Linked DNA regions of Homo sapiens: all the other regions are linked to region 1. The links are chromatin loops, found by intact Hi-C in ENCODE. Cell type or tissue: B cell. All regions are shown on one strand. Region 1 has its middle 240 kb from the start of MIR4319. Region 2 overlaps LOC105372091 (a long non-coding RNA gene). Region 3 holds the start of LOC124904290 (a long non-coding RNA gene). Region 4 overlaps SETBP1 (SET binding protein 1).

Evidence for each region. A loop is a pair of places that touch in the nucleus more often than their neighbours do. Peaks named below come from ENCODE experiments on the same cell type or tissue, not always from the same donor. Only the 100,000 strongest peaks of a DNase experiment are listed, where the experiment ranks them.
Region 2: it touches region 1 in a loop (4-fold over the local background); 4 of 110 quality-filtered maps call a loop at or near these places.
Region 3: a loop joins it to region 1, with 16 times the contacts of the local background. A loop is called at or near these places in 9 of 110 quality-filtered maps.
Region 4: a loop joins it to region 1, with 9 times the contacts of the local background. A loop is called at or near these places in 2 of 110 quality-filtered maps.

What each region holds. Positions count from the first base shown.
Region 1 is chr18:45,209,471-45,217,470 of GRCh38, forward strand. It overlaps a transcript of SLC14A2 not described here. Among named protein-coding and RNA genes, the nearest start is that of MIR4319, 240 kb to the left of the region's middle. RefSeq lists an enhancer at 3,540-3,589. In B cell, CTCF peaks have their summits at 3,478 (motif pointing left) and 3,677; a DNase peak (open chromatin) is centred at 3,441.
Region 2 is chr18:45,099,595-45,107,594 of GRCh38, forward strand. The region is part of intron 3 of LOC105372091 (a long non-coding RNA gene); the gene reads right to left. Among named protein-coding and RNA genes, the nearest start is that of MIR4319, 130 kb to the left of the region's middle. RefSeq lists enhancers at 3,876-3,925, 4,006-4,075. In B cell, no CTCF peak of the experiment used is centred here; DNase peaks (open chromatin) are centred at 4,057, 4,157 and 6,967; H3K4me3 peaks cover 3,057 bases; H3K27ac peaks cover 6,893 bases.
Region 3 is chr18:44,574,639-44,582,638 of GRCh38, forward strand. LOC124904290 (a long non-coding RNA gene) reads right to left here and starts at 5,315. Exons shown (of 2, transcript XR_007066347.1): 1 at 4,853-5,315; 2 at 3,325-3,625. RefSeq lists an enhancer at 4,419-4,920. In B cell, CTCF peaks have their summits at 4,552 and 4,754; a DNase peak (open chromatin) is centred at 4,593.
Region 4 is chr18:44,719,700-44,727,699 of GRCh38, forward strand. The region is part of intron 2 of SETBP1 (SET binding protein 1); the gene reads left to right. Among named protein-coding and RNA genes, the nearest start is that of SETBP1, 43 kb to the left of the region's middle. RefSeq lists a silencer at 2,402-2,451 and enhancers at 5,635-5,684, 5,815-6,004. In B cell, no CTCF peak of the experiment used is centred here; DNase peaks (open chromatin) are centred at 2,212, 3,792, 5,782, 5,962 and 1 weaker place; H3K4me3 peaks cover 2,314 bases; H3K27ac peaks cover 7,209 bases.

The DNA of each region.
Region 1 (8,000 bases):
TTTAATTTCTGAAAGGATGATAGAGAATGCTGCATTTTCTGAACATTTTAAAGTAACTAGAATCACCCCTTCCTTTTTCTTTTTTTTTTTAACAAGTAAAGAATCTTTTAGAATTTGTAGAAATGTCTTAAAGATTATTCTTGACTGGGAAATCAGAAACCTAGGTTTCAAGTTAGTTAGAATCTAATGTGTAACCTTGGACTGCTGTGGACCTTGATTTCTTCATTCATCTTGCTAACCTATTTTTCGAGATTAAGAAGATAAAAAGAGACTGCAGGGAAAGAATCGAGACAGCTATTTATTCAACAGCAAGTATAGCTGATGGACATGCTCTCTTATTGAGGCAATAATTAATTGGTCACAACCATGCCCAGTGCTCCTGATTCCACTTGATATAGTCCTCTAATATCTCAGGAAATTATCTACTGGAAACAAGGTCAAGCTTTAGAATTTTCCTCTAGTTTTACAACTTTATGCATACCATGTGATTATGTCAGTATGAATGCCCACAAATGGGATGGAGAAAGCCCGATAGCATCAGAAGTGTTCCTTCTCACCAATGCATGTCTTACCTCCTCAAATATCCATGTAGGCAACCCCTACTGTTGTCTCCAGATCATGGTCGCTCGAGCCCAGGGAAGGATGCTAGGCTTTTATGCCAAGATCTAGGGTCTGCAAGACAGAAACATCCAGGATAGAATGAGTATTTCATACCCATAGATTGAAGTTGGTATCACTTTCTGCACCTGATATTCTCCAACACTGTGTACAGATTGAAATGGAACTTTACTGAAAGAGATAACCCTCCAAAAGCAGTACTCCTTTAAATAAAACAAAGGTGGCCTGGCATGCTGGCTCATTCCTATAATCCCAGCACTTTGGGAGGACTGCCTGAAGCCAAGGGTTTGAGAGCAGCCTGGACAGCATAGTGAGACCCTGCCTCTATGAATATTTAAAACTTAGATGGGCATGGGGGTGTGCACCTGTAGTTCCAGCTATTCAGTAGGCTGAGGCAGGAGGATTGCTTGAACCCAGGAGTTCGAGGCTGCAGTGAGCGATGATTGCTCCACTGCACTCTAACCTAGGCAAGAGCGTAATGCTGTTTTGAAAGAAAGTAAAGCTGAGTATTGTCATATGCCTACTGTGTGCCAGGCACTGCCACAGGCATTTTGAATGTCATCTAAGTACAGCATCATGGACCACAAGATTGGTATTGGCCTCAGCTTGCCCTTGGTTTTGAGTTTTTGCTCTGCCATCTGCTAGTGTAACTTTAACCAAACCATTCAAATTTCTGAGCCTGGTTTTCTCATCTGTAATATGGTACCAATGTATAGGGTTGTATTGAGCATAACGTGATATAGAATATGGAATGTGTTGTTGTGCATTCTGTGATTCATTCATGTTAGGCTTTATTAACACTACTACTATTTTTTTCTCAGTACAACTTCAAATATTCTCTAACACAAATGAAAGAAACAAAGACTGAGGCCCAGAATGACAAAAATCTTAGGAAATTTGCTAAGTGAAATTTTATTACTAAAGGCAACAGGCAATGTTTTCCTATTTTCCCCTTTTCCCGAGTTGTGATCTCTCTTTTCAGATAATGTTCTTACGGATCTGAAGCACCAGAGAAAATGTCTCTATTTTGCTTTGACTTTTCTAGAAGGAGCTATTGTGATTTCCATCCAGTTTTGGAGTGCCAGAGTTCACCTTTATCATGCAGCCAAAAAGTCAATTTCTTGACAGCACAACCAACATATTTTCCCAGTGCCCAAAGTACAACTTGATGGAATGCTGTTTACCTTTCTCCCCCTTTTAAATCCCACAGTCTCAGCCGGGGGCTCAGTTCTTAGCACATTATTCTTTAGCCTATAGGAAAACTAACCAATCTTAGACCAAACAGAAAACTGCACAAAATTTAAGGTGAAAAATAGAATGATCTGCAGTGTGCAAGGCAGGTATTTCAAATTCCACATTGTTTCAGATGACTTCTTTAACTTTTAGGGAGAAGAAAAAAATTACAAATTAATTCAAATTAATTGTCATGTTGATCTCTCCACCATTCTACCCTCTTCTCTTCTTTCTTCTTACCTTCTTGCCTTCTCTTTCCTCCTTCTTACTCTCCTTCTCTTCTTTCTGCTCTCTCCCTCCTCTGCTTTTTTCTCCTTCTTTATAGCCATTGTAATCACTAGTGTTGACTTTTATTCAGCACTTACTCTTTGCCAGACACTGTGCTAAACACTCAATGTACACTACATTCTTTAGTCTGTCAAAACACAATGTACAGAACAATACATTTTCTGTACAAAAAGAAAATTAAAAGGCTGATGCCCAAAGGCTACAAAATCTCCAATGACAAAAACCATACCTGAGTGGGCTGAGTTAAGATGAGAGCCAACCATCTCAATAGAAAAGGCTTTTCCTACAACATAAATGGAACTTGTATTGTTACCTTAATGCTAATGTATTTTTAGGTAAATAGTGAATGGCTTCATTTAGGTATACATGTGGATTTGATATATCTACTTTAAAATTAGTTAATATTCTTTTAAATGACTCCCATTTTAATTGAATCATATATTGGAATTAATTCTTATATATTTTTCTGTGATAGGGTTATTTAATAATTATCCTGGGGTGAAGAGGGAAAAGTGGAATGCCATATTTATTCAACTTTTTATGTATATTTGTAGTCCAACATAGATCAAACTTTTGCATAGAAGGTATTTTCATTTCGTATAGTGCACATGTGAGTATATTTGTGCAAACATACCACAAACCATATTCCCTGGAGTTAATTTGCACATTGTAAGAAACTGTAGCAAGTCAATGTGGTATGAGGTATAACTGTATTATGGTTTTGAAGCTTAGCAGAACTGGATTTTAATCCAAGCCCTGTAATTCCTTAGCTATGTGACCTTGGACAAGTTCCTTAACCTATACAAAGTCCATCAAATTTCCTTTGGTGAAAATGGGGCAATAGTAGGCACCTCTTGCAGCTGTTGTGAAGGTTACATGAGAAAGCACATGAAAAGGTCTGGCATACAGTACGCGCAAGAGAAGCTAATCCCCCTCCTCCAACGTGATCCTTATTTATTGTAATAATGGCCCCTAATCTTTAGCTACACCTATATTGATCCCTTATCTATATAATCTAACGCACATGTGTATTATTATATTGTATGTGTGTGCACATGTGATACATGAGATACACTCACAACCGCATAGGTAATCATACTCCAAAGAACACACACGTATGCCACCCCAGGTGTACCCTTCAATGTAGGGTCAAACTTAAAGACGTATAAAACACCCACATACACTCACTTTAGTCCGTTGGTACTGTATTAGGACCTGGCCTATACAGAATTGTGAAAACTGATCCGATCCCTCTGTTGTGCCATGGTTAACAGTACCCACGTATGCCATAGATGTGTCCTGGCGCCATCTAGTGGGGGATCCAACTTTCTGCTCCATAGTGCCTCCTTAGGCTGGCTCCAGCCATTGCTCCAACTCACCATTTTGTAAGCTGCCTCCATCATCCTAAAAAACGACCATGCTGAAAGAGCTCCTCTGTATTTCTTGGCAGACCCTTTCCAGTTTTCATCCTGGGTGTTTCTGAACAGGAACATATCTCATTGAAGTATTTGCACCTCTACCTACAGACAAGGAAAAGGCTTGGAGCACCTCCATTCATTGTGCCAACAGGACCTGAATGACCGTGAGTTGCCCTGCATCATTTATAAGTCCATGTCTTCAGGATCTAGAAGGAAAACTCTGTATGCTGTAATTATATGGCTTTCTGAATTCACTAAATTTAGGAATATTTTATATATTTTTTTCAGGAGAAAATATATTCTTTCTTTCAATGAGAATATTGACCCACAAAAAGACACCACCAGTCAATTGTTTCAAAGAGATGAGATGGTACTGGTCATCCTTTAGCTATGAAGGAAGCCAAGCTGGTTATAGGGAATTGTTACTACTATACCTAGATTAACCCATGGTATTCAATTTTCATTTTTTTAACTAGTAGATTTTATATACCAAAAGCATTAATAATAGTGGAGAAAATGCAGGCCATTATGGCTCTGTCTATATAGCTAATTAGTTTTGTAAGTTCTTTATCCCATTCAAAACGTTAAAGGTGACTGAGTAACATGGAAGAGGATGAGGTGAGGAGTAAATGTACTGGTTTAAATCTTATTGATTGGTTAATTAGTCCACATAACTAGTACATGCTATTAAAAACCAGTCAAATCCTTATCAATGTTCCAATGAAGTGACCAGTCAAATTAATGATCCTGTTCAGGCTGCTTATGTCACAGTAAGGCATATACAATTTGGGGGAAAGTATCAACCCATGATTCTCGCTTTCCCATCATCTGCCCCAGATCTCTGCCAGGGCCCAGGGACGTTTGGACTGACCACTTTTATTATTGTTTCACAGTCGTCAGACCAATAATAGTGCTGAAGATGTTACCTATATGATCAATAGAAATGGCCGAGCTTTCTGCCTAAGCATTCCCCACCTGCCAGGATAAAAGGAAGGGTATAGGTAGGAAAAGGGTATGCAAGAGTGACAGAGATAGGTGAGATGAGGTTCATTGCTAGATAGATTTGGCCCAAACTTCTGCTGCTACGTTAATAAGCCAAATCTTATTGAAGAAGATAGGAATTCAGACAAGAAATAAGTAGATTGTTTTACTCTTTGTGTGTATGTAAATGAGAATTGTATAAATTTACTCAACCCGACTCATATCATGAGAACTTAACTCATTTGAAAGGCTTGGGTTTGTTTTGGCAACAGTTGAATGCTCAAGTTTGCCTTCCTCCTCCTCTGTTTAAGGGGCAAGTGACGTGCATTCTGTGTATCTTGAGGGAAATCAGAATCTCGGTCTCTGGGTTGGGGAGATAGAGAGGGAGGAAAGGAAAGCCCTGTGCTTTCATTATGCTTGAAGTTGCTTATTTGCAAAGAGGTTCTTCATCAGATGAATGTATCTATTATTCCACAATGGCCTCTCAGTTCTGCTGCCTTTGTTGTAATGTTACATTTTGTATCTAATATTTCTTGTTACTGCTTAGAAATCATTGTGACTACATTGGTCTTTATCGATAATTTTATGTAGCATAATCCATCACCATGTTAGATGTTGGGGCAGGGAAGAGGGTATTACTTTGTCTTTCACTTGGTACTCAGACAGCTCTCTCATATTGATTTCTTGGCTTGCATGTTTGTTAAATGATGATTTGCACTTTTCCAGTATTATGTTTATCCAGATTATGTTTCAGATGTGTCTATAACATGTCATCATTAACAACAAACATTTATTGAACACTTACGGTCTGTGGATCAGGCTCCAGACTAGGTACTGGGAATAATAAGAGAAAGGTAATGTGACCCCTACCCTGCAGGGTTTTAGTATCTATCGGACCATGTCTTTAAAAAAAAAAAAAAAAAAAAAGAAAAGAAATAAAAGAAAAAAAAGATACCTAATAGCTTATATCCAGTGAGTGCTACAGGCAGTAAGTACTCTTGGAGTTTAGAGAAGGGAGTGATTGGTGAGGACTGGATGGTCAGGGAAGGCTGTAGGAATGAGATGAAATTTGAAAGGCTTCTTAAAAGATGAGAAGACTCTCTTTATGGGTTACTGAATACAGTGAGTTTCTAAAAACCATTGTGCCAGGAAAAAAATGCCTGTATCTTTAAACTAAAATTGCCTTATACATTATTCATGAGTTTAAGATTAAGAATCAATATTCACCTGCTTTCCACAGGGCTTTGTGCTGAGTTCTATTGTTAATAGCCTTACACGCCTGTCTTACACACCAAGGAAAAGTCAGCCCTGTTAAGTTTGTCATTTAGATTTCTGTGGCCTAGTCAACTTTTAAGATTGTCTTTTGCTTTGTCTAAAATTTGCCCTAGTTTTTCCCTTATTGAAAGCCCTAGTCAGAAAAAAAAAGAAATGGATGTTCAATGACTTCTTAAGGTTAAATGAATTTTAAGAAAATAGGAAAGGGAAAAAAAATCATGACTTCCTTGTGAATGTTGCTTCATCACATCATAAGAAGTCAAGTCTGACTCTGGAGAGGATATTAGTCCCCCAAGGGAAATATCCATTTATGAGAAGTTCTAGGGGTTTTCTTCCATAGGAGAGAGATGCTCAAACATTTTTGAAGATTGAAAACTTCACTTATTACTTCTGTGGGACTTCACTGGTCTAGATAGATATTTGCCGCAGCTTATTGACAGAAAGCTTTGCAGGAAGACTGTCTGTGGTTACGATTATTAATATTCTAAGGACTAAGCCCTATGACTTTCCCAGTACCGGTTCTTTTTACAGAATTCTCTCTGTGATTTCTATAATGGTATTTTTTTTTGGTCTCTCTGTTTTGTAATTTATTTTGGCTTTGGTGGAATGAGAGGCAGGGAAGAAACGAAATCCATGTTTTCTTCTTTTTGTTTCTTCATACAGTGTACATTTAGGGACACCTATTGAGTACATAACATGAAACATTCCACAGATCTCCAGGAAACTCTAGCCTGCTTGTTGTGTCAAACATGTAAAAAGGAGTGAACATTCACACACTCTTGAGTTAATGGGTCAGAAAATAAAAGAATAAACTTTTTTTCCCTATAACTTCTATCCTCACTTCTACCAATAGTAGTGGGGTAGATTTAAGTATTCCAATCAAGGCCAATTCAATCTTCTTTATTTTAAAATAGTTTTTTAAGTGTGGTTTGGTCTAATTTGGGCAAATATTTAGTGAATTTCAAGTATAAATGCTCAATCAGGGCTATTTTCCCTTTCACAAGAAGCACCTCTGTGTCCCTTCCCAAGACGTCGATGTGTGCAGGGAAAGCTATGTCTTCTGGGACAAGGGGGTGCCTGTGGCCTGTCCTCCCTGCTGGCCAACAGAGTGAGGCTGGTCTAGTCTGATTCCTGAATACTTTGTGCTGGCATCTGCCTGCTATGGCTAATCTCATCTGTTTTCTGGGGGTGTTATGTTGGTGCTCACAGCTGAAGCCCATAGTCATTGAAATATATCGGTGTTGGAGAGGCCGTGTATTTTTTATTCTTCTCATCTAACCCAGTGTTACAGAATCTCAGCACTCCTCTGTCCCCCACCCCACTTTCTGCGGTATATGGGAACTCACAGTACCGCTGCATGCAATGCACACATCATGTGTACTCAGAGCTCTGAGAACCACCTATTTGAGACTTCCTGCCATCTTGGACATAGGGGGGCCGAGCAGCAGTCCTGGGTGTTCTGGAAGAACTCATTTTGTCTAGTCCGATGTTTCGGTCAACTTATTTCCCACCTTTGGCCAAGGCCCAAGAAGGTTAGGGCCTTTGATTCTCAGAGAATCAAACTATATTCTTATCCTGGGGACATCCACACAAAATCCTCCTCCTCCTTATCTGGAAAAGCACTCTCCTCTTCCTATCTGGTGAGAACTTCCCTTCTTGTCTATTCTCCACACTCTAAGTTAGGGTAATAGTCTAACATTGAGTTGCCAGGCTTGGCTTCTCATCTGGAAAGAGGAGATTTTGGAATTTCAAAAAGCCCTTCTCTCTTGACCAAGCTTGACTTTCATAACCTTTATGTCTCTGTAGATTCAAAACCCAATTTTCCTCCTTTCCTTGCACTTCTATTTTAATAATCCTTATCATCCCCAAAGCAACAGATTTCTCTAACCAAATATGGAGAACACATTAAACTATATAAATATAAATATTTATATATGTTTTTATATATAAGCCAAGTTATATATCTATTATATATAATATACATATATTACATAGATATGTATTACATGTATATATACATCATCATATATACATATGTATATATAATGTACATATATTACATATTCTATAATATGTAATATATATATGCCAAGTTACAACATCTACCAAAAAGAAGAACAAGTCTCCACATAGTTATGAGTGTGATTATAGTAGCCACAGTGGGTTAGAACAGTGAGGAATGGCTTT
Region 2 (8,000 bases), 110 kb before region 1:
TTTGTAAACTGTCCAATCTAATTCTCCTTGCTTAGAAATGAGGACACTGAAGGCTGGGCATGGTGGCTAATGCCTGTAATCCCAGAACTTTGGGAGGCTGAGGTGGGCGGACCATCAGGTCAGGAGTTCGAGAACAACCTGACCAACATGGTGAAATCCCGTCTCTACTAAAAATACAAAAAATTCGCCGGGCGTGGTGGTACGTGCCTATAATCCCAGCTACTCAGGAGGCTGAGGCAGGAGAATTCCTTGAACCTAGGAGGCAGAGGTTGCAGTGAACCGAGATTGTGCCACTGTACTCCAGCCTGGGTGACAGAGCGAGACTCTGTCTCAAAAAACAAACAAACAAACAACAACAATAACAACAAAAAATGAGGACACCGAAGTTCACTGGAGGAAACTCATCTATCCAGTGCCCAGTTGGTTGATTTGCAGGAACCTGAAAATAAGGCTACTATGAAATCCTCTTCCTTCTTCCACCTTCTTGCTTCCTTCCTCTTCTTTCCTATGACCCTGTGCATGACAACATGGGAAGGGTTCCACCTATATATTCAGACCTAATAAAAACCTTGTAAACAGGGTATTTTTCTCCTCGTTCTGTAGATTTAGAAATTTAAAATTTACTAGAGTTAAAAAACCCACTTAAGGCACTTAAATAGTAACTGTTGAAGCTGTGTTTGTCCGATGCCAAATCCTGTGTTCTTACCTCGTTTACTACAAGAATGATATGACTTCCTGAAAGAAACTTTGTTTTTGTATTGCTATGGAAAAATCACCCAAGATATACTAACAAAAGATCATCACGATATGCAAAAGACAGCACAGGGCATGGGACTTTGTGTAAAAAAAGAAATATATAAAAACATATATTTTATTGGATTGAGTATGCCAAACTATTTACACGAATGGACAGTAAATTAATCACAGGGATTACTGTGGAAACTTGGCAAATAAGGCAAGAGTGGGAGACTTCTCACAGTACTTTAAAAATACATGTTAAAATTTGAAACATATACATGGATTATCTCAACTTTTTTAAATTTAAAGCAGGTTTTACAAAGTATATGGCTTTTTATCTTGGCCATTTTGACATGGGGCCTTTTTAACCTGGTCATTAATTACAACTATTATAACTGTATAACTGCATGTCAGACATACTGCAATTATTCATTGTTGAGCCATGCCAAATCAAAACCAGTACAGAAGCCTCAAGATTATGTCTAGAGCTTCTGCTTTTACCAAAAGTACATGAGGACTTTGAGAGAGAGGCATTGTGAGGCCAGCTTCCCAGTCTTTAGCCACCCGACTGCCACAAGGCCTCACGTAGTTTTGCCATGTTGGAATAACCCCTGCCCATGGTCAGTTCTTTAGCCTCATATGCTCATTCACTTTCATTTTCCTCTTGACCAAAAGTAGATCTGTATGGCCAGAATAGATTCACATTATCTAGGTTTATAAGAGCCTGGAATATAAACTACAGAGCCAGCTTAGTAATTTATAATGAGACATATAACAGAAGAGCCAACACATTCTCTCCCGTAGGCAAAGACACATGGTGGTGCAACCTGTATTAACAGATTGCTTAATCCATATGTCGTGAGAACAGGGTGGATGAGCTCTGTGCTGGTGAGCAGTAGTTCAAGGTTGATACTACTATCTCTGCAGCAGGAACAGCTGTGCCACCAGGACCTGGTAGGTTCTGTCCTCAGGTCTGGACACATCTCCCTTGGTCATGGCTTAGATGACCCTGGAACTCCACAGTGTTGTGCTTCTGATAGACATGTTCTCCCTCTTTAGACCTGTTAAAATATTCAGCCTGGTTACGTTTGAACTGGTGACTATTCGGATCTTTAAGATGACTTAGCACAGTTTAGTTCTAATCACTACTTGAATGAATTACACGAACCTGAAATGGCCAGCCTCATTTACCTTAATCTCCAATTTTAGTGTCTCCTTCCTGTGAACTTCTTGCCACACCTACCATGAACGTTCTACAGAACCCCTGTCTCCTGACCCCACTCCCAGGATTTTTCATGCACTCTTCCTGAGAGCTGACCAGCTGTAAGTTGTGGCCAACTGAAAATACTCAAATCTGATATCCAATCCTGAGGCTTTGTTTCCTTCAGTCTGGAAAACTATATTTTCAATTTCTCTGTTTACATGAAAGGGAAATAGTGTATTTTTGTATTAGGACTGTATACCTACATAAGAGTGAGTTGGCCTCCACATTAAGTGTCAGAGAGTACAGAGGAAGGAACCATAAGATTCCTCCAGAAAGGAGGTGAAAGGACTGGATGGAGCATCTTGTTTACTACAGAAGGTGGTGAAAGAGCCACAGACAGACTTGAACAGTCTCACACTTTTGCTGATAGCTGATGCTGCAAGAGAGCATCCAAGGGAATTGAAGATCCTCAAGTCTGTCCTCACTTCTGCTAAGGGTGTTTCCCTGGCAATTTTTTTATAAAGCAAATTCCTCCGGAAAGATCATATATTCAAAGTCAAAAGTGCAGGAGGATGTATGGCAGTGCCTTTCTGGGAACTGTTTTCTTTTTTTTCACGTGAGGTCCTTCCTTTTTTGTTAAACTACATTGTACACATTCATTTCTTGTTGTACACAACAGAAATTCAGAGTAAAAAGTAAGAGTTAGAAACTTCTGTAGCAATGTGACATTTTCTCTACGTCCAAGTGTAAAACCAGTGGACTTTAGCCCAGGAAAAGGGAATAAATGGGTTTGAACATTGTCAAAGTCATGTGGTAAGTGGTACATAAAGCAATCTGCATAGAAACATACGTAATAGGACCATGCACTGGTCTGTAATGAATGAGGGGAAAAATATTGGTCCTTCTCCCTCACAGGTAGCTTGGAAAGCACTTCTGTATGGTGAAAGTCTTCCTCTTGTTCTTATTCCTCAGCTATCCAGTTCCCTCCTGGAGGCAATCAATGTTATTGGTCTCCTGTGTTTTACACACACACACACACACTCACACTAGCTTATTAAATGTTCTGTATCTTGTTTTTGCTTTTTTCATTTAGTAATATGTCTTGACGATTTTGTTTGAAACTTTTAAAATAGCTGGAGAATAACCACTTGTACAGAGGTTCTTTATTTTAGCCACTTCTGTTTTGTTATGAAGATACTGCTTAATGAATAATTGGATATATTTTATTTCACACATGCAAATAAAATGTTTGACATTGAACACTTGTGTTTAAAAGGAAGCATGCATTTAATATGCATATTAATTGTTAAATGAATGCTTGTTGAGTTAAAAATGCAAGAATTGGTGAAGCTTTTGAGGAGAGATAGGCAGATCATCTGTGGAGCCTTAAGTGCAGGGAGAATTTGGCGTCATAGGGTGGAGGCTTTGTGAAGTGCGGGGACAGCTCACAGAGCACTCAGGTTCACCTCCACGCTGCCTTGTAGGAAGGCAAGAGATTAGCAGAACTGAGCCTCAAACTCAGGCCCCTCCTATCTCAACTTCCTCCCTCTTTAGACTCCTGCTGGGATGCTCTGCTCCTTTCTTTCTGTTAAACTACATGTGTATACCCATCACTTGTTGATTGGACTTACATCTCTCTGTAGCAGGACGAGCCGCAGACAAGAACCCCTCAGATACCGAATTGTAGAAGGAAAGGGCTTTATTCAGCTGGGAACATTGGCAGACTCACGTCTCCAAAAACTGAGCTCCCTGAGTGAGCAATTCCTGTCCCTTTTAAGGCCTTACAACTCTAAGGGGGTCCGTGTGAGAGGGTCTTAATCAATTGAGCAAGCAGAGAGTACGTGACTGGGGGCTGTGTACACCTGCACTGGTAATTAGAGTGGAACAGAACAGGATAGGGATTTTCACAGTGCTTTTCCATACAACGTAATCTATAGATAACATAACCAATTAGGTCAGGGGCCAATCTTTACTAGGCCCAGGCTGTGGTGCCGGGCTGTCTGCCTGTGGGTTTCATTTCTGCCTTTTAGTTTTTACTTCCTTTTTTTCTTTGGGGGCAGAAATTGGGCATAAGACAATATGAGGGGTGGTCTCCTCCTTATCTCCTGTGCCTTTTCAGCTTCAGGAAGACACAGTGGAAAAGTGGAATGAGTTTAGGCTTCGATATAGATGCAAGGTCCTGGCTTTAAAGCCTTCTCTACCTGTGGGACTTGGGCCAGTTGTTGAACCTCTCCATTTCTTGTGTCTAAAATTCAGACTGTAGTGTGTCCTCTAGTGTGTCCTCACAGAGTGGGGAAGTATGAATTAAGCTGGCTCAGGTAATGCTCCAGTGCTGGTGTCCAGGTTGTAGTAAGCTCTCAAAAGGTTTTGCCCCCTCACTACCTTGAACACCTGCCCAGATGCTCTGTAAATGCTCACTGAACTGAATCTAGTCACATGAAACTTCACAGTACATTTCTGTATCTCTTCCTTATTGAGGTGGCTGCTTGTGTCTTCATATCTTCAAGATGCATTTACTGCCAAAGAGCTTGGGAGGCCAACTCTTAGAGGCTCATTGCATTAGAATGAAAAAAGCACAAGAGGCTGATTGTCCCCCAAGGAGAAACAGGCAAGATACTGAAGGAAAGGGAGACTGCTGCTCTTCTAGGAGTTCAATGAGAAACAGTCATTAGAGCCACAGCCTGCTGTGCAGAAAACAGGCTGTAGTGAGAGAGCATTTTGGATTCACTGACCCGAAGTTCATGCTTCCTGTCTATCTGCTGCATTCTTATATTACCTTAACAAATGTCAGCCTAGCTGTTGAAGGTACAAATGGTACACTGCAAAGAATGCACTGAACATGTTTTGAGCTCAATGTTGATGCCTCCAAAAGGGCAGGGTGGGAAGGAAATGACCAGGGCCAAAGAGGCTAAAGGGTGCCCTGTTGCAAATTGGCCAATTGAGAGTTGTTTGCTGGGACATGCATTCTGGTGCACGCTGGTGGTGCACTGGTAGTCTGTATAGCTCCTGTTGCGTCTAGTCCATGAGCTCTTTAGCCCAAATGCACTCAGATGCTCACAACAGGCTTTTAAATAGCACTTGCTGGATGAATGGCAAGTGTGTCTTTGCAGTCTCCTGCAGGATTAATTAGCAGTTTCCTGGACTTTGGTAGGATGTCCTTAATGCTCAGCAACAATCCAGCACAAATCAAAAACCTGTGTAATGGTCATTACCGTTAGAACTCAATACCAGGAATCCTCACCTTTTGTTATGAACTATTTAACTCCCTCTGCCTCTAAGAAAAAGCACATTTTTGAAATTAAAGCTGCATTTACACCCTTAGAGAAAGGTGTTTTGTTTTAGCTTGAATACTGAAAACTACTCAGTCCCTCAGGCTAATGTGAACATGATCCCCTTGTTAGTCTTTTGCTTTTCCCATGTAATACAAATGTCAAAGTCCTCAATACCAATACAAATTCCCTGCTCTTGAAAAAGACTGGTAAAAAAGGATAAAGATGTGGATGAAGAAGAGGATCTGGCCTCTCCAGGGGGACTAAGCAGAATTCATAAGAATGCCAAACTTTTCAACTGAGGCTTTAATCATTATCCATCCATCCACCCATGCATTTAACATCTATGGGACATCTACTATGCCAGAAACTGTGCTTTGGATAAAGGATGAAGAAACCACAGCCTGTGTCTTCAAGCTTCTAGTTATGAGCATCCACCAAGAAGTTACCATAGGTGATCTTGTCAGATGGCAAGAAGCCATCTGAATTCAGAGCAAGGAATTAGGGATGAAACCAGAGAAGGCCTGAGTAGTCATGGATACAAGAACATCTATCTCCCTCAATACTTTTGTGAAATTACCAGTTTTCTGAGTCTTTTCCCTTTACTTGTAATAACACTAGTCAAAGGTTGATTGCCTGATTTATTCCTTTTGGTTCCTTCCTCTGAAGGTAAGGATTCTGCTTAAGGAATGTCTAGCAATTAGTAAATACCTACAGCATAGGACTCATGTCTTCTAGAATGCCAAGCTTATTGCTAAATACATGTATAACTAATAGGTGCCTGTCTGGCCTGTTGTAGCTTTGGTATAATCTTCACTAGGTTCCATGAATACTGAGTAAGAACAGGACACTGGCAAAAATGGCAGTCATTTCTTTACTGCTGTTTCTTCTTCATTCACACCACCTTCTAGAGAACCTCCTCTTTGAAATGTAACCCCAAGTACCAGAAGCTCCCCAAGCCATGCCATGGCTAACTACACCAGATGAAGCTCAGGAAATCCATGTCTCTTTTCAGAATTAAAAAGGAACTCCTAGATTAAGTAGATTAAATTAATGAGTGTCAGTGCTTTAACTAGAAACCTATATAGATTCAAAGGGTGTGGCCACTTTTGGGTACTGCTCTGATTTACGTGATGAGTGCACGAGTAGAGAAGCTCATCTGTGACAGAAAAATGAAGCAGAGATGAGAAATTCTTAGTATCTCCCAACTCTGCAGGTCCTATGATACCCCATTATGTAGCCATTGGGTTCTATGAGTTATATATTTACATGTATAACTTCTTTCTAATATTTAAACTAGTTTGAATAGACTTTTAGTGCTCATAACCAAAGGATAGCTGACTAAGGAGAATAAAGGTCTAGGTTCTTACTAGGAATTTATCAGGATAAAAGGCTAGATACAGAAGGAATATGGACTGTGGAGGTCAGAAAGCACCAGTCTGTGATAATCCAATAATCTTACAGAAATAGGAGAAGAAAGATATCAAACCAACATCAACTTTTGCCTGTTTTAGATTAAAAAAAAATCTGAAGCATTTGGTCTGTTTCTGCTTTCCTGATGATCTATCTGATGTGAAAATCTTGCATTGTCTTTATCTACAGCTGTTCCAGCTAGTTGGTATGGAGACATTGTGGCTTTACCACTGCAGCAGCACTGCCCAGTAGAACTTCCTGTGATGACAAAAATGTTCTATATCTGTCCAACACAAAAGCCACAAGTCACATGTGGCTGTGGAGCACTTGCAATGTGACTAGTGTGACTAAGAAACTGAAAATTTAATTTATTTTTAATTAACATAAATGTAAATAGAAAGAGTCACATGTGGCACTCTCGTAGCTACTGTATTGGCTAGAGTGGCTCTAGTATATGCTGCCAAATCCCACAACTGTTATCTCAGTGCTACAACCCACTTCAACAGCCGCCCAGCAGTTCCTCTCTTCTCTCTGTTGTTTCATTATATGGCCAGTCTTCACAAAGCTATGGGAGAGATCTTCAAAAATACAAATCAGCTTAGGAAACCCTCCTGTTGATATCCCTCCTGTGATTTATCTTTACATTTGTAATAAAATCTAAACTTCTCCTGCAGCCTGAAGGTCCTACCTGATCTGACGCTTGCCTACCTATTTCGCTGTATCTTCTTCCAATCCTCCTACCACTCTGTCCCATATTCACCACACTCCAGCCTCACTGGCCTTCCTTCTGTGCCCTGGACACACAAAGGACACCATCAGCTCAGGACTTTGATTTCGTCTCTTTTAAACTTAGAATATTTTCTCCCAGATCTCGCTGTAGCTGGCTGTTCCTTGTCATTTAGATCTCAGTTTGTGTATCAGTTTCTAAGATAATTCTTTCCTGGCCACCCTGCCTAAAGCAGCTTCCACAATGGGTCCTTCTTCTTAAAATGTATTTATTTTCGTTCTGTTTCATTTTCTTCATAGGACTTAGCACTTTCTGAAATCATCTCATGTATATCTATCATATTATATCATATTATATCTTTATCCACTTACCCATCTACTCATCTATATTCATCCATCCATCCATCCATCCGTCTTCTAGTGCTCATAACCAAAGGATAGCTGACTAACATAAGGAGAATAAAGGTCTAGATTCTTATTTTTTATCATCCATCTTATCTTTTACCATCTACCTTTTACCTCTGTATCCCTTCACAAAAAGGTAAGCCCATAACAAAAGAGGATTGGTTTGACTTAGTCACTATTGTAGCCTAAGAGCCTGGAACACTGCCTGGAATGCAGTAAGTGCGCAACAAATATTTTCTGATAGA
Region 3 (8,000 bases), 630 kb before region 1:
GATGGGGTTTTGCCACGTTGGCCAGGTTGGTCTTGAACTCCTGGCCTCAGGTGATCTGCCTGCCTCAGCCTCCCAAAGTGCTGGGATTACAGGCATGAGCCACCGCACCCTGCCTGCAAAGACTTTTAAATAGCATAGACATCCTTGTCCTTCACAAGTTTATGAGCAAACAAAAATATCCTTATCTCATTCTCAAGGAGCAATATTGGATTGGGTTCCTTCTCAAATTCACAAGATCTCTATAGACAAAACCATTGCTGTGCCTGGAGAGTGGCTAGGATCATCACAGAGAGACGGCGATGCGACTGAGCTCCATTGATGGATATTTTGTTTTCTTGTGGAACTAAAGCAATAACAAAACCCGATTTACAATAACGTATTTCCTAAACTTCTGCTTTCTATATTTTTTGTCACTATGTATAGTTCAAAGCATAATTGAAGCCTATGTGGACTTTGTACACCCTGGAAATCTGAGAAGGACCTTGAATTAAAAGGCTACTTTTATTATACCTTATAAGTCTACTTTTATGATTATTTCATAATGGCGTAACGCATGGGGCTCATACCACTCTGAATTCTTATCAGAGTCCTACCACCAAAGATACTCACAGCCTAATCCCCAGAACCTTATGCATTCCATATGTGACCCTACATAGCAAATGGGAGTATGCAGGTATGGTTATGTTAAGGATCTTGACATAGGGATATTATCCAGAATCAGCTGAGTAATCATTGGGATCCTTATAAGAGGGAGACAGACGAGTCACAGGTGTAAAGGAAATGTTGATGCTAGAAGTGGTGGTCAGAGCGATGCAGGGTCATGAGTCAAGGAATGTGGACAGCCAAAAAGGCAAAGACACAGATTTTCCCTAGAGCCTCCAGAAGAAACAGCCAGCCCTGCTGACACCTTGATTTTAGCACACAGCGCCTGATTTTTGACTCCTGGCCTTCATAATTTAAATGAATGAATGAATGAATGAATGAATGAATTCATGTTGTTTTAAGCTGCTAAGTGTGTAGTAATTTGTTAAAACAGTAACTAGAAACTAATACACTAGATCTATAAAAATATCTCTCTAAAATAAAATAATTGTCACAAACATCTACACATCTAACATCAGTTCTGACATTCTATAGATAGTCTTACTCTTGGGAAAATCTAGTTTCTCGTATGGCAGTATAGTTAGATTTTATACAGATAATTAGGGCTCTGTTGCTTCTAGAAATGAGCTTGTTTCTCTGTTGTAAGTTGTTTGTATTTTGGTTTTAGTTCTTGTATTTATTTGCCTGAAGGAAAAAAAATGGTATGTGTATTTTTTTTCTGGAACAAAATAGGGATAAAAATAAATGAATAGATGCAATGAAAGGAGTACTGGCTGCAAATGGAGAGACTTGGTCTCTAGTCCTGCCTTTGCTAGTGGGTAGGCCACTTCACCTCTCTGTCTCTGTGTTTGTGTGTGTGTGTGTGTGTGTGTGTGTGTGTGTGTGTGTTTCCTGGTGCTACCATAACAAATTACCACAAACTGAGTGGCTTCAAACAACAGAAATTATCTCACAGTTCAGGAAGCCAGAAGTACAGGATTAAGGCGTCAGTAGCATTAGTTCCTTCTGGAACCTCAGAAGGGGAATTTATGCTTCCTCTTAGCTTCTGCTGGTTGCAGCAGTCCAGTTTGCAGCATTCTTCTGCTTGTAAGTGCATCACTCCAATCCTTGACTGTCATCACATGGGACCTCTTCCCCGATTGTCTTTTCTGTGTCTCTGTTTTCTCTTCTTATAAAGACACTAAGCATTGGATTTAGGGCCCGCCTTAATCCAATATGACCCCTCTATCAGTCACGACTCTCCAGAGGAATAGATCCATTAGGATGTATATATCTACATGCAGAAAGAGGTTTAAGGAATTGGCTCACTTGATTATGAGGGCTGACAAATCCCGAGATGTGCAGTGGGCAAGTCGAAGAACCAGGAGAGGTGATAATGTAGTTCTAGTCCAAAGGCCAAGAGGCTCCAGAGCCAGGAAAAGCCAATGTTTCAGTTTGAGTCCAAAGAAAGGGAAAAACCAGTGCTTCACCTGGAAGGCAGTCAGGCAAGAGGAACTCACCCTTTTTCCAGGGATGGTCAGCCTTTTTGTTCTAGTTCAGCCTTCAACTGAATAGATGAGGCCCATTCACATCAGGCAGGGCAATTTGCTGTACTCAGTCTATTCATTTAAATGTTAAGCTCATCCAAAAACATCCTCACAGAAATACCCAGAATAATGTTCGACCAAATATCTGGGCACCCTGAAGCCCAAGGAAGTTGACACATAAAATTAATTATTACAACCTTATCTTAATTTTATTGCAAGGATCCTACTTCCAAATAAGGTCACATCTGAGATTCCAGGTAAACATGAATTTTGGAGGGTGGGGCACTCTTCCACCCTCTATATCCTCTCCATTGCCTTTTCTGTGAAATGAGGGCCTGGACCTGCGGGATGGGAGCAGGTCCTCTATAGCAAGGGGTTTCGGGTGCTGATAAGATTGAGAAATGCTGCTTTGAACAAAATCGGCCTGATTTCTTTATCACTGGCCCTTGCTGAGACTTTATTTCATAAAGAAGTACTGCGAATCTTCAAGAGGAAGATACTGCTCTGTTTTTTCAGGGCTTATTTGATTATAGAAACCCCTGTCTGGTTTTTTTTGGCATGCCTAGGAACACCTCTCAATACAGGGTTCCCTGGAACCCCGTTTCAGAAACACTGGACTAGATCAGTGATCTCCAAGTTCTCAATTTCCAATAATCTGTGGTTCTATAGATCATTAGTTCTCCAACTTCCTTTTAAAAAATAAAGTACTCTTAGGCTGGGCGCAGTGGCTCACGCCTGTAATCCCAACACTTTGGGAGGCCGAGGCGGGCAGATCACAAGGTCAGGAGATCGAGACCATCCTGGCTAACGCGGTGAAACCCCTGTCTCTAATAAAAATACAAAAAAATTAGCCGGGCCTGGTGGCAGGCACCTGTAGTCCCAGCTACTCAGGAGGCTGAGGCAGGAGAATGATGTGAACCCGGGAGGCAGAGCTTGCAGTGAGCCGAGATCGCGCCACTGCACTCCAGCCTAGGCAACAGAGCGAGACTCTGTCTCAAAAAAATAAAAAATAAAAATAATAATAATAATAATAAAGTACTGTTGAACTCCCAGTATTGGTTTAAATTATATTTATTAAAATGTTACTTAAATATGAATATACATAAACTACCTATAAATCCCTTATGCTTCTGACTCTTATAGAACTATAAAAACCAAACAAATGTGCAAACGAATTCAAAGAAAACCAATAAAATTAAAATTAACAACATTAATTTAATGTGATATCATTTTGTTGGAATTATATCATTGCTCACAATGTGCATACTGTATGCTCTGTTCCAATGCAGTTCAACAAATTTATTACAATGTGCCACAGGTGACTCGATCCTCACACCGTTTTTTTTCTCTATTCAAATTCCAGGAAGGCTTTATTTGCACAGCTCTTAGGGATGCCGTTTGCCTTCTTATGGTGGGAGCACACAATTTATATATTTTTTATACCTCTGTATTTTTTTTTCTTATTACTGGTAAGCATTAGATAGTTCTTTGTATTACTGCAATAATAAACACAAATAGAAAGAAAGCTATGAATATTGCGAGTAGGTAATTAAGTAGCCATCCAAACATCCAAAATATCCAGAATGTCTTTGCTTTAGATTCACATGATCATTAGACTAAAATAAGACACTTTAAAACAAGTATAAAAATAAGAGATAGTTGGCAAATCTCTTTAACCTTTAATTTTTTAGAGCCCATTTTAAAAGTGCCAACTACAGATGCTTGTAGTTCTCCCACATGAACTTGAAATTCCTCTACAGAGTCTAGCTCATTTCTTTTCTTCCATTCTCTTCCCAGGAACCAAGGAGTTAATAATACTCATGAAGATGATGCTCCACCATGGGTCCTAACCACTTGTCTCTATTTGGGAAATCACGGCCATGAATGTTTCCTTCATAAGACTCTATGTAGAAATTTGTGTAGTGTACTGTGGCTTCTGCAGACTCCCAGTTCAACCTCCAGTAAGAAAGGGACAAGTCTAACAATCTCTCTAAAATGACTCTCTTAGATTGCCCATAAAAAAAATGTCATTAATTCGGACTTAACTGGGCTATGAAGAGGCCAGTAGGAATTAGAGAAGTCCTTTCTCTTCACTGTCTAGTAAACATAACAATTCAAACCAGCTTAACGAAGTGTGAAGAAGCAGAGATCCTTTAATGGCCTGCTTTAATGAACAGGTAAGAACATTTTAAAAATAGCACAATGATTGTTTTCTTGCAAATTTGATTCTCTACTATTCTATTAAGCACTTTAATTATCTGCAATCTTGTTTACCCCAGTAATTTGCTAAGAAAACCTTTTCCTTCCTAGCAAGAGTAGAAGCAACATTTAGCTCAGGCTGGTCCAAATAAGCAAGAGTTTCAAATTAGTAGCATCTGATTTAATTAGATTTTACTAACAGCCAAGTCAGGAAAATGCATTAACCCACTTAGCCCACTAGGGGTTCCCTTTGTGTTCTGAAGTTAATCGCTGCCATTTACTTCCTTGCCTGTTGCGGCCTTCCTGGCTGCTTTCTCATTTACAATAGGGTGGGCAACTTTTTGACAAACCTCACTCAACCTCACCAGCATTCCCAGCTCAGCAGATGGTGGATGAATGGTGATTTGGCTGTCAGTCTGCATGATGACATTAGAAGGTCACCAAAACGCCACCCGGACCAAAATCATTATACCTTTTTGTTTGTGCAGCAAGTCCGGAAGGAGCTATCGCATAGACATACTCACCATTAACACTACTTCTTGAGGACTTTTCGAGTTAGCTCACTTTTTACATCCTCACAGTATCACTTTTTCTCTGTTAGTCACACATTCCATGTACATTAGCATGTAGTGCTTGTTTCTATTAACTTAAATTTCTGAGAGGTATGCTGCATCTTTACCACGACGTGGCTTGGAGGACAGAAGTTCCTTTTTCTTGCATTTTTGTTCAGACCTCCCTCCTAAGCCTGTGGCACAATGATAAACCTGGGATCATAGAGTTGCTACCTTAGGATAGAGTAATTGTGAGGTAATACTTTTTAAGTGTTTTAAACAGTATCTAACTAAGAGTTAAGTGCCCAAGGGATGTTAGGGAATAAATAAGTGTAGATACTTCAGTCATTAACTTCTATTATCAGGACCTACGCTTTCTGATTATTCACTCACTCCACAAGCATGATTTGTCCTCCTACGTGGTGCCAGCCACTGTGCTACACAGGAGATGACGTAACAATGAAGACAAACGTCTCTCCTCTCAAGTGGCTTTCGGTTGGCAAAGTAGCTATAATAAAGTGAACTCATTCAGTTCCCTACTCCCAATCTCAAAGAAATCGTTACAAAAAGGGGGTGGGCATTAATCAATACGATTTGTAATATTATCCTGGAGAAAATTAGCACAGTTGGGAAAATTTATATTTAGGAGAAATTATTTCAACCAATCACCAGGAAGGCTTTTTTTTTTCCTGAATATAATATTAATAATCTGTACTAGGCCTAAAATAATGTTTATTTTATTCTCCTCTGGTTCTAAAAATACACAATGGCCTGAAAGCCAAAATCTAACTTGTAATTTTCACAGCTGAATCATATTCATTTCCTTCCAAATCGGATACTCCTGGGCACTGCCACCAAAACTCAACAGCAGCCCAACTCGAAGCCCAAAAGCTCCCCTGGGGAGGGGCTGGGGTGGTTGCATTCCATTTATAGCAAGATGAAAAAGAACATCTCTAAAGTAGAGGATATTCAATCAATAGACAGAAAGATGGGGTAGAAGACCTTCAAAGCTCTTTCCAATCCCAGATCCCATTGAGAGGTGACAGCGTGCTGGCAGTCCTCAGAGCCCTCGCTTGCTCTTGGCACCTCCTCTGCCTGGGCTCCCACTTTGGCGGCATTTGAGGAGCCCTTCAGCCCACCACTGCACTGTGGGAGCCCCTTTCTAGGCTGGCGAAGGCTGGAGCCCACTCCCTCAGCTTGCAGGGAGGTGTGGAGGGAGAGGCGCGAGCGGGAACCGGGGCTGCGTGCAGCGCTTGCGGGCCAGCTGGAGTTCCGGGTGGGCGTGGGCTTGGCGGGCCCCGCACTCGGAGCAGCCGGCCAGCCCTGCCGACCCCGGGCAACGACGGACTTAGCACCCGGGCCAGTGGCTGCGGAGGGTGTACTGGGTCCCCCAGCAGTGCCAGCCCACCGGCGCTGCGCTCGATTTCTCACGGAGCCTTAGCCGCCTTCCCGCGGGGCAGGGCTCGGGACCTGCAGCCTGCCATGCCTAAGCCTCCCACCCACTCCATGGGCTCCTGTGCTGCCCGAGCCTCCCCGACAAGCACCACCCCCTGCTCCACGGCGCCCAGTCCCATTGATCACCCAAGGGCTGAGGAATGCGAGCTCACTGCGCAGGACTGGCAGGCAGCTCCACCTGCAGCCCCGGTGTGGGATCCACTAGGTGAAGCCAGCTGGGCTCCTGAGTCTGGTGGGGACGTGGAGAGTCTTTATGTCTAGCTCAGGGATTGTAAATACACCAATCAGCACCCTGTGTTTAGCTCAAGGTTTGTGAGTGCACCAATGGACACTCTGTATCTAGCTGCTCTGGTGGGGCCTTGGAGAACCTTTATGTCTAGCTCAGGGATTGTAAACACACCAATCGGCACTCTGTATCTAGCTCAAGGTTTGTAAACACACCAATCAGCACCCAGTGTTTAGCTCAAGGTTTGTAAACACACCAATCAGCACCCAGTGTTTAGCTCAAGGTTTGTGAATGCACTAACCGACACTCTGTATCTAGCTGCTCTGGTGGGGCCTTGGAGAACCTGTGTGTCCAAACTCTGTATCTAACTAATCTGATGGGGACATGGAGAACCTCTGTATCTAGCTCAGGGATTGTAAACGCACCAATCAGCGCCCTGTCAAAACAGGCCACTCGGCTCTACCAATCAGCAGGATGTGGGTGGGGCCAGATAAGACAATAAAAGCAGGCTGCCCGAGCCAGCATTGGCAACCCGCTCGGGTCCCCTTCCACACTGGGGAAGCTTTGTTCTTTCACTCTTTGCAATAAATCTTGCTACTGCTCACTCTTTGGGTCCACGCTGCTTTTATGAGCTGTAACACTCACCGCGAAGATCTGCAGCTTCACTCCTGAGCCAGCGAGACCAGGAACCCACAAGAAGGAAGAAACTCCGAACACATCTGAACATCAGAAGGGACAGACTCCAGACGCGCCACCTTAAGAGCTGTAACACTCACCGCGAGGGTCCGCGGCTTCATTCTTGAAGTCAGTGAGACCAAGAACCCACCAATTCCGGACACACCATTATGCTGGGAGACTTAATGAGTGGCTCATGAAATGTGATAAACATCCTGGGCAGAATATGAGTGGAAGCCAGGTGTTCTAATCTCCAGCTGATGAGTTTGCAAAGCAGATTGTGGTGGGCCTGGTCTACAGCTCAAGGAATAAAATAGTGCTATCTTTTCATTAAGGAAAATAGCTTATAGGACAAAGAAATAGCAGGTTAGCAAACCATTTTATGTGAACCCACAAAGCATTCTCTAAGCCCCAGTTTGTGAGAGGCAGATAGATATACACAAAGGTTGTAGAGGCAGTCACAGCTGGAGAGCTAATAAGTTTTTGAGAGATGATTTGGCCCTTAGATGACACCACTCCCTTCTCATTAGGGGGCACTTGAGAGGGAGAGGCAGCAACAGCCTTCCCTGACCTTCCCTGCAGGCCCTGAGCAGAAGTTGAATAAAGGCCTGGAGTAATTTTAGAGCTGATGGGATGATGGCCTTTTTGTGGCTAGAATGTTCACTCTAGGAAATTTTGAAAATAAGACACAGTGGCATGGTAATCTAAGAGTCTATTTATAAACAAGGATTCTAAATTTTGATGAACCAAAGAATAGGCATAAAT
Region 4 (8,000 bases), 490 kb before region 1:
AAATGACAGCTGACCTTTGCTCCCAATTTTAGACTTGCAGCAGATTCCTCTCTGGCTGGGCCCTGATTGCAGGAGCAGCAGTGGCCACTTCTGCTCATCTTATTTAACACTGGGAGATAATTGTTGGTCCTTGGAGCTTGTCATCCTCAGAAGACAGTCCAGCTGTGGGGGTCAGAGGTCAAAGCACACAGCCTGCTGGCAGTGGAGGCAAAGATCTGGATGGGAGGACAAACATGTGAGAAGATGTCAAATCTGGAGAGCATCCGGGGACTTCTCAGGCATTTGTGTCATTCTGTCCTCATGATTCTCTGAGGACCTCAGCTGAAGAGGGTGGCGCGCATTGGTTTGCATGTTAGAGAGAGTGCACTGTTGTGTGCTCATACACATATGTGTGAGCATGTATAGCCTCTGGGATGATAGATATTGCATACAATCTGATAGAGCCCTGGCTTAAGAAGCAAGAATTTTAGTCTCTCTCCCTAACCACCTGTGTTTCCTCACCTGCCTCTTGTTCTCAGAGGTCACCTCTTGAAATGAAGGCCATGAAGCAGAAGACACTGAAGTCCTTTCCAACTCTGATATTCCAGGACATCACCATAGAAATACCTATTCCTATAACTAACTAAGTATTCACATGAACATGATTATGTACATGTAAACAAATTTTATCGAATCAACAGTATAGTTTTCTCAATAGCCGCTGCTGTAGGTATCCAACATATATATTTGAGAAAAAAAGTAGACAAATTCAGCTACACCTAGTATGAATGATGCCTGGGAATGAAGAGAGGAACCACATGGGCACTTGAGCAGGTGACAGGATGCAGAGCCATCGCTCCCAGTTTAGACTGACTTGTCTGGCTTTTGGGGAAGCTTCCCAGTGTCTACCTTGTTAGGGAGGTTAGGCCCACGCATGGTGCTTATGTTGTACCCGATGGTGGAACATGTGAGAGAGTACAGGGAGGGATGGAGGAAGAAGCTTGAGTGGGCCTTGAAGAAAGCATAGGATTTAGGTGGGAGGGAAAGGGGTATAGGCAGTGTGCTTGAACACTGTGCAGAGGGCAAAGTGCTCATGGTGGGCAGCCTTGATCTGCTGGACTGCAGAGTTGACCTGGAAAATCTGGAGTGGAAGCTTCAGTAGGCCAGATCAGACAGATTTGACTTTTTCCTACGTGCACTAAGAAAGCAATGGAGCCCTCCAACCCCCACCCCCCACCCCAACCCCTTGGGGAGAAGAGAATGAAGGAATGTGCAGAGAGATGCTTTAGGACATCATACTGCGTCCAGCATTGGTGGGGAGTGAGCCCAGAGACTGGCTAGAAATTGATGGCAGCACCCAGCGAAGGGCATGAGTGGCCTTGAGTTCTGTCATCACATACAGAGAAGAGGCTGAGAGAGCCTTCTGGGACGTGGAAAGGAGCCACCTCTAAGGTCTCTATTCTTGTGACCTAGAGAAGTTCAGGTGTTTTTTTGAAGAAGTAATTGATTTCTTTTCTTAAGAATTCATAAGCATCTTACTGACACTTATTGAAAGCTGACTGGAAAGGGCCTTGCATGAAGAAGAGCTCTGGGTATGCACAAAGGTCCTGAATCCAGCCTCTGTCTTGGAGTTTTGTTTCCAGGAGTTATGCCTCATATAGGAATGCACAGAGGAAAGACTGCATCAAGTGTTTCTTCCTTTGCTGCATAAAGCCAAAGTTTACTTTCTGTATATGAGGCCAGTTGTAACCCATCATGTGAGAAGGTTTGGATTTCATCTGATAGGTTCACTGTCTGTTTCTAGTCCATTTTGTTTTGTCTATTCTTTGCCACTCATTTCTTTTCTGCTACTGGGTTCTCCAGCTCAGCACGGGACTCCATAAATCTCTTCTTTTCTACCCCTTTCTCCAAATAAGGGTTTTAGGGAAATGGTGTAGGTGGGTCGGGGGCGGGGGAGAAGTCAGCATATGTTTGCTTCCACAGTATCTCCTTTTAAATCTATGTTACCCGCTTTAAATATGACCCATTCACACTGTGGATGAACGAGTTGCACTTTTTCTGTGTTGAAAAGGAACAAGAATGCATATGGCCATGAGGGGGACTTTTCCTTACCCTCAGAAGGTGGGGGAAGAGGGCAATGGTGTGAAAGAATGAATTAGTTCTGGCAAATCTTGTTAGTGTCCATTGTAAGCAGAGAAGCTACCTAAGCCATCTGTGGTCACTTGCAAAATTGTTCCTTGTTTGTTCAGGCTCCCCACCGAAGCAAATCTTTGTGGCTTCTGATAATTTGCATATTGTCACTTGTTTGCCAACTAGAGGGTATCTGGACATGTGTATGTGAGAGGGCATCTGCGTGGACATGCATGTGAAATCTTTGTGGCTTCTGATAATTTGCATATTGTCACTTGTTTGCCAACTAGAGGGTATCTGGACATGTGTATGTGAGAGGGCATCTGCGTGGACATGCATGTGTGTACCGAAAAGAGCCCAGCATTGGTATGACATTGACATAGATGTTTGGGGGGCCTGGATTTGACTGGGCTCTAAGCTCAGTAGGAGAGGAAGGAATCCTGGGAACCTGTTTATATTATTTTGGGATATTCCTAGTCACCATCTCCGGTCGCCTTTTTGTGCCCCCTTCCCTTGCTGCCCTACCTTCCCATGAGTCCCCTGCTGCCCTACCTTCTCACACAATTTTGCCTCAATTCTTGTGCTTAATGGGTGGTGTGTGTGAGCAAGAGGCAGAACGTATTTAGGGCAGCTTGTTATAAGCTAAGGGAGATGTTAGAGTAGTATTTGCTACCAATGGATCCTTCTATGTCAAAGATACTGTTGTTTTGTCTCAATTAATTCTACAGTGTTTATGGGGACCTATTGTAGACCCTCCTGCAGAGCAGCAGTATTCGGGTGCTGCAGCTGTCTAAAGGCTGCATGGCCACCATGATTTCTGTCTTCCAGTGGTGAGCATCACGTGCTCTGTGGATGGGATGAACAAAATTCGGGAGTACGCTCATGAAGGGACTGGTTATTGGGTTCTGATGGTCACTAAAGGATTCCCATCTGAGTGCTTGTAGAAGGCTGATGATTGTGAAGGGCATGTCTTCAGGACGGTTCTCTAGTAGGCTTCTAGGATTCCAGATTGGCCAAAGAAAATGGTAAATGCAAATCTGCAAAAATTAAACAGCACAAATACCGTTTCTTTTCATCATCACAATATCCTATGGGAAGGATAATGTAATAGGATTAGAATCTAGGACAAAAATGGGAGTCCTTCTGAGTTTTATTTTTAACAGCACCAATAACTAATTGTATGACATTGGTAATTTAACCCATTTAGGCTGGAGGTTGAAAATTTTTGGGTGTGAAAAATCAGACCTTGGTGATGACCTTGAGCAGTAGGATATAAATAACTCCCACAAGCTTAGTGTTCCAATAATGGAACACTAGGCATAACTGGGTTAATTGGACAAAATTTCCCTACCCCTTAATTTCTCCTTTGTGAAGTGGGTAATCTTGCCTTTTCCTTCTCCTTCTCTTCCTCTCACTTCCTTTTATATGAGACAAACTCTGCCTATAAAGAAAGTTGCTGCTTTCATCTCTTCAGAAGTCCTCTTTTTATACTGTCAGGCGGTATTCTCCATAGCTATTTGAGAGGGTCACACTGTTTTTTATTGCTTGATGGATACACACAAAGAATGTTAAAGCAGAAAGAGACCTTGAAGATCATCAGAGCTGTCTTCCCTTCACAGATGAGGACATAGAGCCCAGATCAGTGATGTCTCGTGATTTGTTCAAGATCACATGGCAATCAGCGACAGTCGGCGGGGGGAAAAAAAACAACACCCTTTTTAGTCATCACAAAGCTGAGTGCTAAAAATGAGACAGGAGACTGAATTGCTGTGGCCGGTCATTGCCACTGCATGGGAGTCTGCCCCAACTATTTGCTTGGCCCATCTTATTACAGTTTGGCACTTCTCTCTTGAACCTTCCTGAACCTACCACGCCTTTGCCCAGGATAATCAGATAAAGGGGCCTTTTATTTCCCAGCTGCCCTGTGCATGCAGCATTCAGAGAAGAGGGGCTGGCAGTGGGGGTGGGGAGGGGAGAAAACATTTGTCTTTCAATACTGGCCTGACATGAAAGCTTCACTGCCGGGCATTTTGAGAACCCAGCTAAATAATGGTCGCAGCCAAGACAAAAGATAAAACTGACCCACTAGTTATGCAGTTACTTAAACATGATTTACCCTGCATAATGCTGCCTGGGACCTGAGGGTCTCGTTTTTAACGAGCCAAGAGACAGAACTATTAATTACATGGGAAGGAGTGCTATCAGAGAGCAAAGTAGTCATTGCCAACGAAAAAGTCCTGAAATATTCCACGCCTTTCTCAAATACTCACAGAAACACCCAGAAGTGGCACAGCTCACATGTTGGTGGACACAGGCAAGGATGGGGAAATGATGAGTCCCAGTGGTTCTAATGTTGGATGTCACAGGGCTGGGGGTTTAGCTGGAGCCAGGGAAGTTGCAGTGGTTAGAGGAAGTTGGGACAGGGGTTTAGAAGCAAATTATCTTGTGGTTTGGCTGAATGTGAATGTTGGGAAAAGTCAAAGAGGAGCTCTGCATCTTACTGCTCTAGCGGACATGATTTCCATTTTATTTCTGCATCTTACAGCCAACCCCTGAGCCTCTAATCTCAGTGACATGCCCATTTAAGGGAGTTAGGATATAGGGTGGGGGAGGGGAGCTGGCCTAGACCAGAGAAGAGGCTCTGAAGACCAGAGATAGGTAAGTGAGAGTGGGAGTCTGTTTACAGATTGTCTCTCATCCACTGTGATATGTTAATTTTTCTGAGCATCTTTTGATCAGATAAGCAAATCTCAGAAGCACAGCTCTTGTTCTGATTGCTTTAGGGGCATCACTGTACCTCTTGTGGTTAAACATAGTAGCCTGTGACACCAGCCCTGGAGTGGAGTGTCTGGGCTGGGAGGATGAGAAGGTAAAGCCTAGAGGATTTGAAGAGGACAGGGTCAAGGGTTAAAGGACAGGGGTTAGCAGCAGGCAAAGGCCCAGGATTGAAATATTTGCTGAAGGCTGACAGGCAGCAGAATAGAGGCAGACAAGTGGCAAATTCCTGTTTTCTCCTCTAATTGAGAAAATATTTTGAGTGGTATTCAGTCAGACTACATAATGAGTGGGGGTGGGGCTGGAAGTGGAAAGAAAGAATATGAATGAGCAAGAATATTATTAAATTACTGCAAGAAGCCAAAGTGTGTGCAGAGTTCAAGGAGCTGTATGAATGTGCCCTCCTTCCTTGCTTCCTAATTTGGGATGCACAGCATTCATTTCTTCACTCACTCATTTAGCACATGGTCACTGGCAATGGGGGTTTACTTTCAAAGGAGGGTTTAGTAGCTGCCCATAGAGTTACCATCAGATAAATGTAAAAGGGGCCAGTTTTCTCTCCCAAGGCTAGGGAGACACATAAGCAGGTGATTGCAACACGTGAGACTCCCATCTTGATGCTGTTATTGTTCTTTTCTTTTCAACATCTAAATCTGGTAATCATCTGTATCTGCTCACAGTTTGGGGAATAATTTCATATAATTTCACATCTAAGAGAGACTATAAAGTGATTCCTGCACTAAGTCTGGCTATCCCAGGGCCTCTGTTCTTAATGAGTTACCTGTACTGTCCAAGGAATTGTGTAGCAAAACTGGGTTGGGGGGTGTGTGTGGAGGGGCAGAGTCTGGGTTTGGGGAAGTAGTTAGGAAACAAAGCAGTTATGTCTTGACTCAACCATAACCAGCCTGCCCTTGCTTGAAAGATTCGGCTTTCATATTTTAGGAGCACAGGTTCATTTTGTTTTCTAGGCTGACAGTGAATAGCACTGATGGTTTATTCACCAGGACCTTTCCTGAATTATAGGGGCATATAGCTGGGAAGGCCTTTAGGGTCATTTTGCCAATAGGAACCCACAGAAGTTAAGGGACATCCTCCCGGTGCTATGTGAGGTTGTGGCAGAGCTGGGACCTCCTCCCCCTCGGCCCCCTGACTTCCCAGCGGCTCTGGGTGTGCTGTCACCTCTTCCAGGAAGTGATGACTCAGATTATTTTCATCAACATACCTCCCCCCTCCAACTCCGTTTTCTTCCCACAGCCACCAAAGCCAATAATAGACTAAGGCAGTTTCAGTTTTAGACAATTTCCTTTTTTACTTAGAAATCTATGGTTAGAAAAGGGTGTAGGGTGGTAATAGTGGCCAGGGGTGGGGAGGGAGGCATGAGAAGCTTCAAAGGGGATGGGCATCTCCTGGCTCTCTGGTGGCCTGGATGGAATTAGAACCAAGAACTTTCATATGACCTTGAGTAGATCTCTAAAAGATTCCTTCCCTCTGAAGTTTTTTGACTTTTAAGTTCAGAAGGGAATTTCCTTTCCACCAATTCAGGGACCATTCCTAAAGCTTCATGAAACCCTTACATAATTTTTAAACTTTAACAACTAACTCATGTGAGTTGTTACACATAGCTTGTAAGTGACATTTCAAGCCTTCTTGATTTTCATTCCAACAGTTCTAGATACATAATACATTCTTTTCAAGGAAGGTAGGGACTTTGTTTTGTTGTAGTAACTAAAGCTGGCAATCATTGAAAGAGATTATGAATAATCAAATAATAATACTTATCTCTTGAGTTCTGTATGGGAGGCACCAATCTAAGCCTACTACCTGCAAATGTATATGTAATCCTCCCCAAAACTCTTAAGAGGTAAATCTTACTGTTCTCATTTTGCTGATGAGTTAACTGGCATGGGGAGGTTGAATAACTTGCCAAATGACATCTAGAGAGTATATAAAAGAGGTAGTGTTTGAAGTCCAGTTAGTCTGATTTCAAAGTTCATATTCTTAAACACAAAGCTATATAGGACCGCCTCCCATTTGCAGATTAGAAGTCATAAACTGTAATAATATTACTTTCAAATTTCATCACGTGTTTGATTCTAAGTGACATGAACTTGAAGTTTATTAAATATGTAAAGTACACAAAGACTTCATAAAGGCCCTATTTTTAATAAATGCCTCAAGCCACACAACTGTGTGCTTCGTTACATAATTTGTTTTTGTAATAATACGTGGAGAAGAGCCCAAGATGAAAGGGCTGGCTAGATTATTGTGTGTCAGTTGTGCACACACTCTGTTTCTGTTTTTCATTCTGGGATCAACTGGGGAGATAAATCCATTTGCCATTGATCTTACCATCGTGAGGGTGGAGTGGTTATCAGAGGATCCTGGAAAGTTTAAAGCATTATCCAAATGCAAAATAAAAGAGGTGGACAGCTTTTTATTTTTTTTAACACTATAAACATGTTTCAGTTTTGCTGTTCAGACTCTTCTCTCTGAAGTCCTTTTCCATAATGTTCGTTTGGGTAACTAGCATTGGAACATTTGGATAACTCAGTGTTTGAGCTCTCTGGATGAGTTGCATGCATTTGACTGAAATATTTGATCACTGTGTGTGTGTGTGTGTGTGTGTGTGTGTGTGTTGATACCCAAATAAAACAAACTCTTAAGGTTTTACTGTCAGTGTCCTTATTTCTGTCTCTCACTTTGGGGTGAGAGATTAGGATAAGTGATATCTGCAGAGGTTCCTGTCTTGAGGCAGGGCCTTCCTTCTCATTTGAAAGCATCTTAAGGATTTGTTGCTGAATGCCTATCTTCCTGTGGTTCACAAAGACGCATTCAGATGACATTCTAAACTTGCTGCTTTCACGGCAGCCTTTTCAGTGAGTGGCCAGCATCACTTTTCAGTGTGGGGGGATGGACAGTAGGTGGACACTGTCTATGTATGAGCCCTGTAGTAAGTTGCCAACTGAATGGTTTGAGATGTCCAGAATGTTCCCTTCAACCTCAAAGGAACAACAATCATTTACGCAACCCCTACTGTGTCTTCACCAAGCTCTCAAAACACCTTAAATATGAAATCTCTACCACCATCATAAAATCAGATTCTCGAAGGTGAAAGA